Regions from separate parts of the Homo sapiens genome. Here region 1 is linked to region 2. A link is a loop called in an ENCODE intact Hi-C map of the cell type or tissue named here. Cell type or tissue: IMR-90. All regions are shown on one strand. Each heading gives the region's core, and the rest is flanking DNA. Links, peaks and the distances in the headings are about the cores only.

Region 1 (2,812 bases), core at 31-2,530, 190 kb after region 2:
CAGCCTAGAATATCTTTTCTAGGCCTTGTTTGTATTTTAACTACTACTTTAAAAACATTTCTAGGTCATTCTTTTTTATGTTTGATACCATTGAGATAGTTAAAGGAAATAATAGTTTGTACTAGTTCTGTGCAGCTGCTGTGTTCAGAACCCTGCCTGGTTTGGAAGTTTCTTAAAGAGCACTTTTATCTGAAAAAGTAGCATCTAATTGGAGTTTTCAGAAATAGGGGCAATTGGAAGTTTAAACTGTGAGATACAAGAATGGAATAAGAAAAATGGGATGAGGAAGGGGAGGAGATTCAATTATTAGAGCACGTAAATGGTTCTTAAAAGAAAATGAATGGAGGACGGGCACGGTAGCTCATGCCTTTTATCCCAGCACTTTGGGAGGCTGAGGCAGGTGGATCACCTGAGGTCAGTAGTTCGAGGCCAGCCTGGCCAACATGGTGAAACCCCGTCTCTACTAAAAATACAAAATTAGCCGGGTATGGTGGTGCACACCTGTAATCCCAGCTACTTGAGAGACTGAGGCAGGAGAATCGCTTGATCCTGGGAGGCGGAGGTTGCAGAGAGCCGAGATCACGCCACTGTACTCCAGCCTGGGCAACAAGAGCGAAACTCCGCCTCAAAAAAAAAAGTAAATGAATGGACGGCCAGGTGCGGTGGCTCACGCCTATAATCCCAGCACTTTGGGAGGCTGAGGCGGGCAGATCACCTGAAGTCAGGAGTTCGAGACTAGCCTGGCCAAGATGATGAAACTCCGTCTCTGTTAAACATACAAAAATTAGTGAGGCGTGGTGGTGCACGCCAGCTACTCGGGAGGCTGAGGCAGGAGAATCACTTGAACCTGGAAGGTGGAGGTTGCAGGAAGCTGAGATCCTGCTACTCCACTCTAGCCTGGGCAACAGAGCAAGACTCAGTCTCAAAAAACAAACAAAAAAAGAAGTAAATGAATGGAAATCAGAAAATAGGATACACAGCCTTTTTTTTTTTTTTTTTTTTTTTTTTTTTTACCCCACAATGTTTTTATTTCCCTATAGTACTGAGATCATGTTTAAGCCACAAACCTTTCCTCTGGAAGATAAGAAACTATGCACTTACTTTGAACAGCTCATCTTTAGAAAAACTTGCACAACTTACAAATCCTTAAGATTCAGAAAAGAGACAGCCTGAAAAGTAACATATTCAGACTTTTAATGATAGCTTCTCTTGCCCTTTATCGTCTAACATTCTGGACCATGATGATGGGTGATGCACACTGATTCTGATGTCTTAAGTTTGGACTTTGGGAGTCAATTTGGATCAGACATCCTGCCTGAAAAGCTGTGTTGCTCTCCAATTAGTGCCGGCAATTCTGGTTGGCCTTTAAAAGCTTAACATTCTTGGATTCACAGAAAGGTGTGATTTAAAAAATAGAGTAAGAATTCATTCAGGTGCTGAAACACAGTTTGCTATGACTAAGGTGGTGTCTTGGGCGTTTTCTGACTGTTTCCTGGAGGTTTTGTTTTTTTCTTTTTATACTTTGACCTATTTGTACATGATGTCCTGGAGTTTGAATGACTAATCTCCTGGGCCAGAGCACACTGTATTGGGAGGAAAGTGGTTGAGGTGTGTTCCCATTTTATAATGACTTTATCATTTACAATCCATTCTGTCTCTGATGTGGTGGGAAAGTGCCCTGAGGAACTTTTGCAAGGAATCTTACATGATACGTGATACCTACCAAATTTCTTCAGTTGAAACAGTGCTGTGAATGTTTTAAAGTGAGTCAAACTGGTGTTCAGCCCTCAGTCCTGCAGGTCACTCTGTCATGTCTTGTTGTTTTTCTGGATTGAGTTAAAAGTATGTAGTAGACCTGGGTAACTTATAATGAAGATTCTTGACCTTTATAGCAGGGCAGCCTTACAGAAACATAGCTCTTTCTGTCCTAAAAACCAGTTGGGATGAATTTCTCCAGTCTCTGCCAACTTCTTGTTTATTCTCATAATAAGATAAAAGGGGATTGCGAATGCCCTGTGCTATAGAATCCTCCAGTAACAGATAGAAAATTAATATTAAATAATCTTCATTCATTCATTTACCAGTTATGTATCCATCTGTTGTTATAGGTCATGAATATTAGATAATGACTAATTTTCTTTTCTTTTTTTTTTGAGACAGAGTCTTGCTCTGTGGCCCAGGCTGGAGGGCAGTGGCACGATCTCGGCTCACTGCAACCCCCGCTTCCCAGGTTCAAGCAATTCTCGTCCTCAGCCTCCTGAGTAGCTGGGAATACAGGCGCATGCCACCACGCCCAGCTAATTTTTGTATTTTTAGTAGAGACTAGGTTTCACAATGTCGGCCAGGATGGTCTCGATCTCCTGACCCTGTGATCTACCCACCTCGGCCTCCCAAAGTGCTGGGATTACAGGCGTGAGCCATCGCGCCTGGCCGACTAATTTTATTTTCTTAAGTCACACATTTATTCTGCTCATCAGATTTTGGATCCTCTGACCTCCACTCCCCCTCCCCTTACTGGGAGGCCTGGTGCTGCCTTGTGATTAGCTGAGGTTAGACATGGGGTTACCTGGAAATTGCTGCAGGCACCTGCTCTTTTCTCCTGTCACCCACAGTATGTTAATGTCCAGTAGTGGCATAGATTGGGCCGCCTGATTTCTGATGATGTATCTCTCTCATAAAGGAGCCAGTTCAGCAAGCAACATGCTGGCCCCGCATCATTTTAGCAGTCAAAGCAGTACTACCCCCAGAGTTGGCCCTGACGTTACCCTGGGAGGCAGGGATTTGGGCCTCAGAATCATCCGAACTGTCAGGC
Region 2 (2,812 bases), core at 73-2,572:
TAGGATCAGCTTCTCCATTTCTACAAGGAAGTCAGTTGAGATTGTGATAGAAATGTGCTGAACTTACAGATCAATTTGGCAAATACTGCCATTTAAACAAAATGTTGCTCTATGAACATTTGCTGCTTTTCCATTTATTCAGATCATTTTTAATTTATTTCGACGTTTTATGGTTTTCAGCGTATAAGTGTTGCACTTCTTTTGTTAAATTTATTCCTAAGAGTTTATTCTTTTTGATGTTAGGTTTTTTTCTTTTTTCTTTTTCTTTTTTTCTTTTTTTTCGTTTTTGTTTTTGAGACAGGGTCTCACTCTGTCACCCAGGCTGGAGTGCAGTGGCACGATCACAGCTTACTGCAGCCTTGACCTCTTGGGCTCAAGTGATCTTTCTGCTTCAACCTCCTGAGTAACCAGGACCAGAGTTGCACGGCACCATGCCTGCCTAATTTTTTAATTTTTTGTAGAGACAGGGTTTTGCTATGTTGCCTAGGTTGGTCTCGAACTCCTGGGCTCGAGTGATCCTCCCGCCTCAGCCTCCCAAAGTGCTGTGATTACAGGCCTGAGCCACTGCACCCAGCCCAATGTTAGTTTACATATAATTGTTTTCACAATTTTATTTTTGGTTTATTCACTGCTAATATGTAGAAATACAATGGATTTTAATACATTAATCTTGTATCCTGAAAACTTGCTGAACTCATTTATTAGTTGTGATAGTTTTTCATTGGATTCCTTAGGATTTTCTTTATACAGGATCATGTCATCTGCAAATAGGGATAGTTTAAATTCTTCCTTTTAAGTCTAGATGCTCTTTGTTTCATTTTCTGCCTAATTGTCCTCCAGTACAATGTTGGCCAAAAGTGGCAAGCCTGGATATTTATCTTGTTTTTGGTCTCAGGGGGACCACTATGATCTTCAGTCATTTGCCACTAAGTATGATGTTAGCTGATTTTTTTTTTTTTAAGATGGCCTTTATCGGGTTAAGGAAGTTCCTTTTTACTCCTAGTTTTGGGTGCATTTTTATTAAGAAAGGGTATTGAATTTTGTTAAATGCTTTTGCTGCTTCTATTGAGATGATCATCTAGTTTTTGTTATTTATTCTACTGATGTGGTATATTACATTGATTTTTGTATATTAAGCTAACTTTGCATTCCTGGGATAAATCCCACATGGTGATGGTGTATAATCCTTTTTTTTTTTTTTTTCTTTTTGAGACAGGGTCTCACTCTGTCGCCAGGTGGAAGTGTAGTGGCACGATCTCGGCTCACTGCAACCTCTGGCTCCTGGGTTCAAGCAATTCTCCTGCCTCAGCCTCCCGAGTAGCTGGGATTATAGGCATGTGCCACCACACCCGACTAATTTTTGTATTTTTAGTAGAGACAGGGTTTCACCATGTTGGCCAGGCTGGTCTTGAACTCCTGACCTCAGGTGATCTGCCCACCTCGGCCTTCCAAAGTGCTGGGATTACAGGCGTGAGCCACTGCACCTAGCCTATAATCCTTTTTTATAGATTGCTATATTTAACTTGCTAGTATATTTTGTTAAGGATTTTCACATCTATGTTCATAAGAGATAATGGTCTATAGCATTGTTTTTGTATGTGTGTGTTTTTTCTTGTGTCTTTTTCTAATGAGGGTAATACTGGTCTCATAGAATGAATTGGGAAGTGTTCCCTTCGTTTTTGGAGGGTGGGGGTGGAGGGAGGGTTTGTAAATAATTGATATTAATTTTTCTTTAAATATTTGATAGAATTCCCCAGTGAGCTCTGTTGCCTAGGCTGGAGTGGATCTTAGCCCACTGTAACCTTGAACTCCTAGGCTCAAGTGATCGTCCTGCCTCAGCCTTCTGAGTAGCTAAGACTACAGGTGTGTACCACCACACCCAGCTAATTATTTTGTTTTTGTGGAGGTAGGGTTTTGCTATTTTGCCCAGGCTGGTCTTGAACTCCTGGCGTCAAGCAACCCTCCCACCTTGTCCTCCCAAATCGTTACAACTACAGCCACCTCTCCTGGCACTGGGGTTTGCTTTATAGGAATTTTTTTTATTATGAATTTAGTTTATTATAGGCCTATTCAGATTTTCTGTTTCTTACAAAGTCAGTTTTGGTAGTTTGTGTCTTTCTAGGAATTTGTCTATTTCATCTAGGTTTTCTAATTTGTTGGCATACAGTTCATGTCTGGTGATTTTTATTGGATGCTAAACTTTGTAAGTTTTATATTATTGGATGGTGGATCTTTGTGTATCTCTGTAAATATTATTGAGCTTTGTTCTGGATCGACGCTGTTTGATCCATTTGGGTGTTGCTTTTAAGCTCTGTTAGATGGAAGCAGAACAGTACTTTGGATTAATGTTCTTCACTACTGAAGCAACTGAATCTTCTGAGTCTTCTACTTAGTGCCCCACGAATGATGGTTTTTACTCTGTCTGGTGAGATTAGGCACAATTCCTGGCCCCGTGTGAGTTCCAAAGATTGTTTCTTCTAATCATTTTGGGTAGTTATTTCCCCAGCTTAGGGCAGTTTTCTCACATAAACGTGCTGTTTTTGAACTCAGCTGAATACTCAGAGGGTCTCCTACAGATCTCTGGAGTTCTTTCTCTGTGCAGCTCTTTTCTCTCTTGGTACTACTGTATGCTGCAAATTCTGATTCCTTGGCCTTTTCAGAATCTAGCTCTGGCTCCTCAAGTAAAGGTATTCCTCTGAGTTCCCCCTGGGTTTCCCTCCCTGTTCTGTGACTGGGAAACTTTCCCTAGGCAGCAAGCTAGGCCAGTCATAGGCCACCTTCTTCATTTGCCGTGTCTCAGGGATCACATCAC

The links. Hi-C counts contacts between places; a loop is a spot of excess contacts. Peaks named below come from ENCODE experiments on the same cell type or tissue, not always from the same donor. Only the 100,000 strongest peaks of a DNase experiment are listed, where the experiment ranks them.
Region 1: a loop joins it to region 2, with 2.3 times the contacts of the local background. A loop is called at or near these places in 5 of 110 quality-filtered maps.

Annotation. Positions count from the first base shown.
Region 1 is chr22:40,257,090-40,259,901 of GRCh38, forward strand. All of the region lies in intron 3 of TNRC6B (trinucleotide repeat containing adaptor 6B), which reads left to right. It overlaps LOC124905121 (a long non-coding RNA gene), which reads right to left. Exons shown (of 2, transcript XR_007068107.1): 2 at 1,953-2,812. Among named protein-coding and RNA genes, the nearest start is that of TNRC6B, 81 kb to the left of the region's middle. In IMR-90, for the core only: no CTCF peak of the experiment used is centred there; a DNase peak (open chromatin) is centred at 1,092.
Region 2 is chr22:40,063,427-40,066,238 of GRCh38, forward strand. It overlaps a transcript of TNRC6B not described here. Among named protein-coding and RNA genes, the nearest start is that of TNRC6B-DT, 20 kb to the left of the region's middle. In IMR-90, for the core only: no CTCF peak of the experiment used is centred there; no DNase peak of the experiment used is centred there.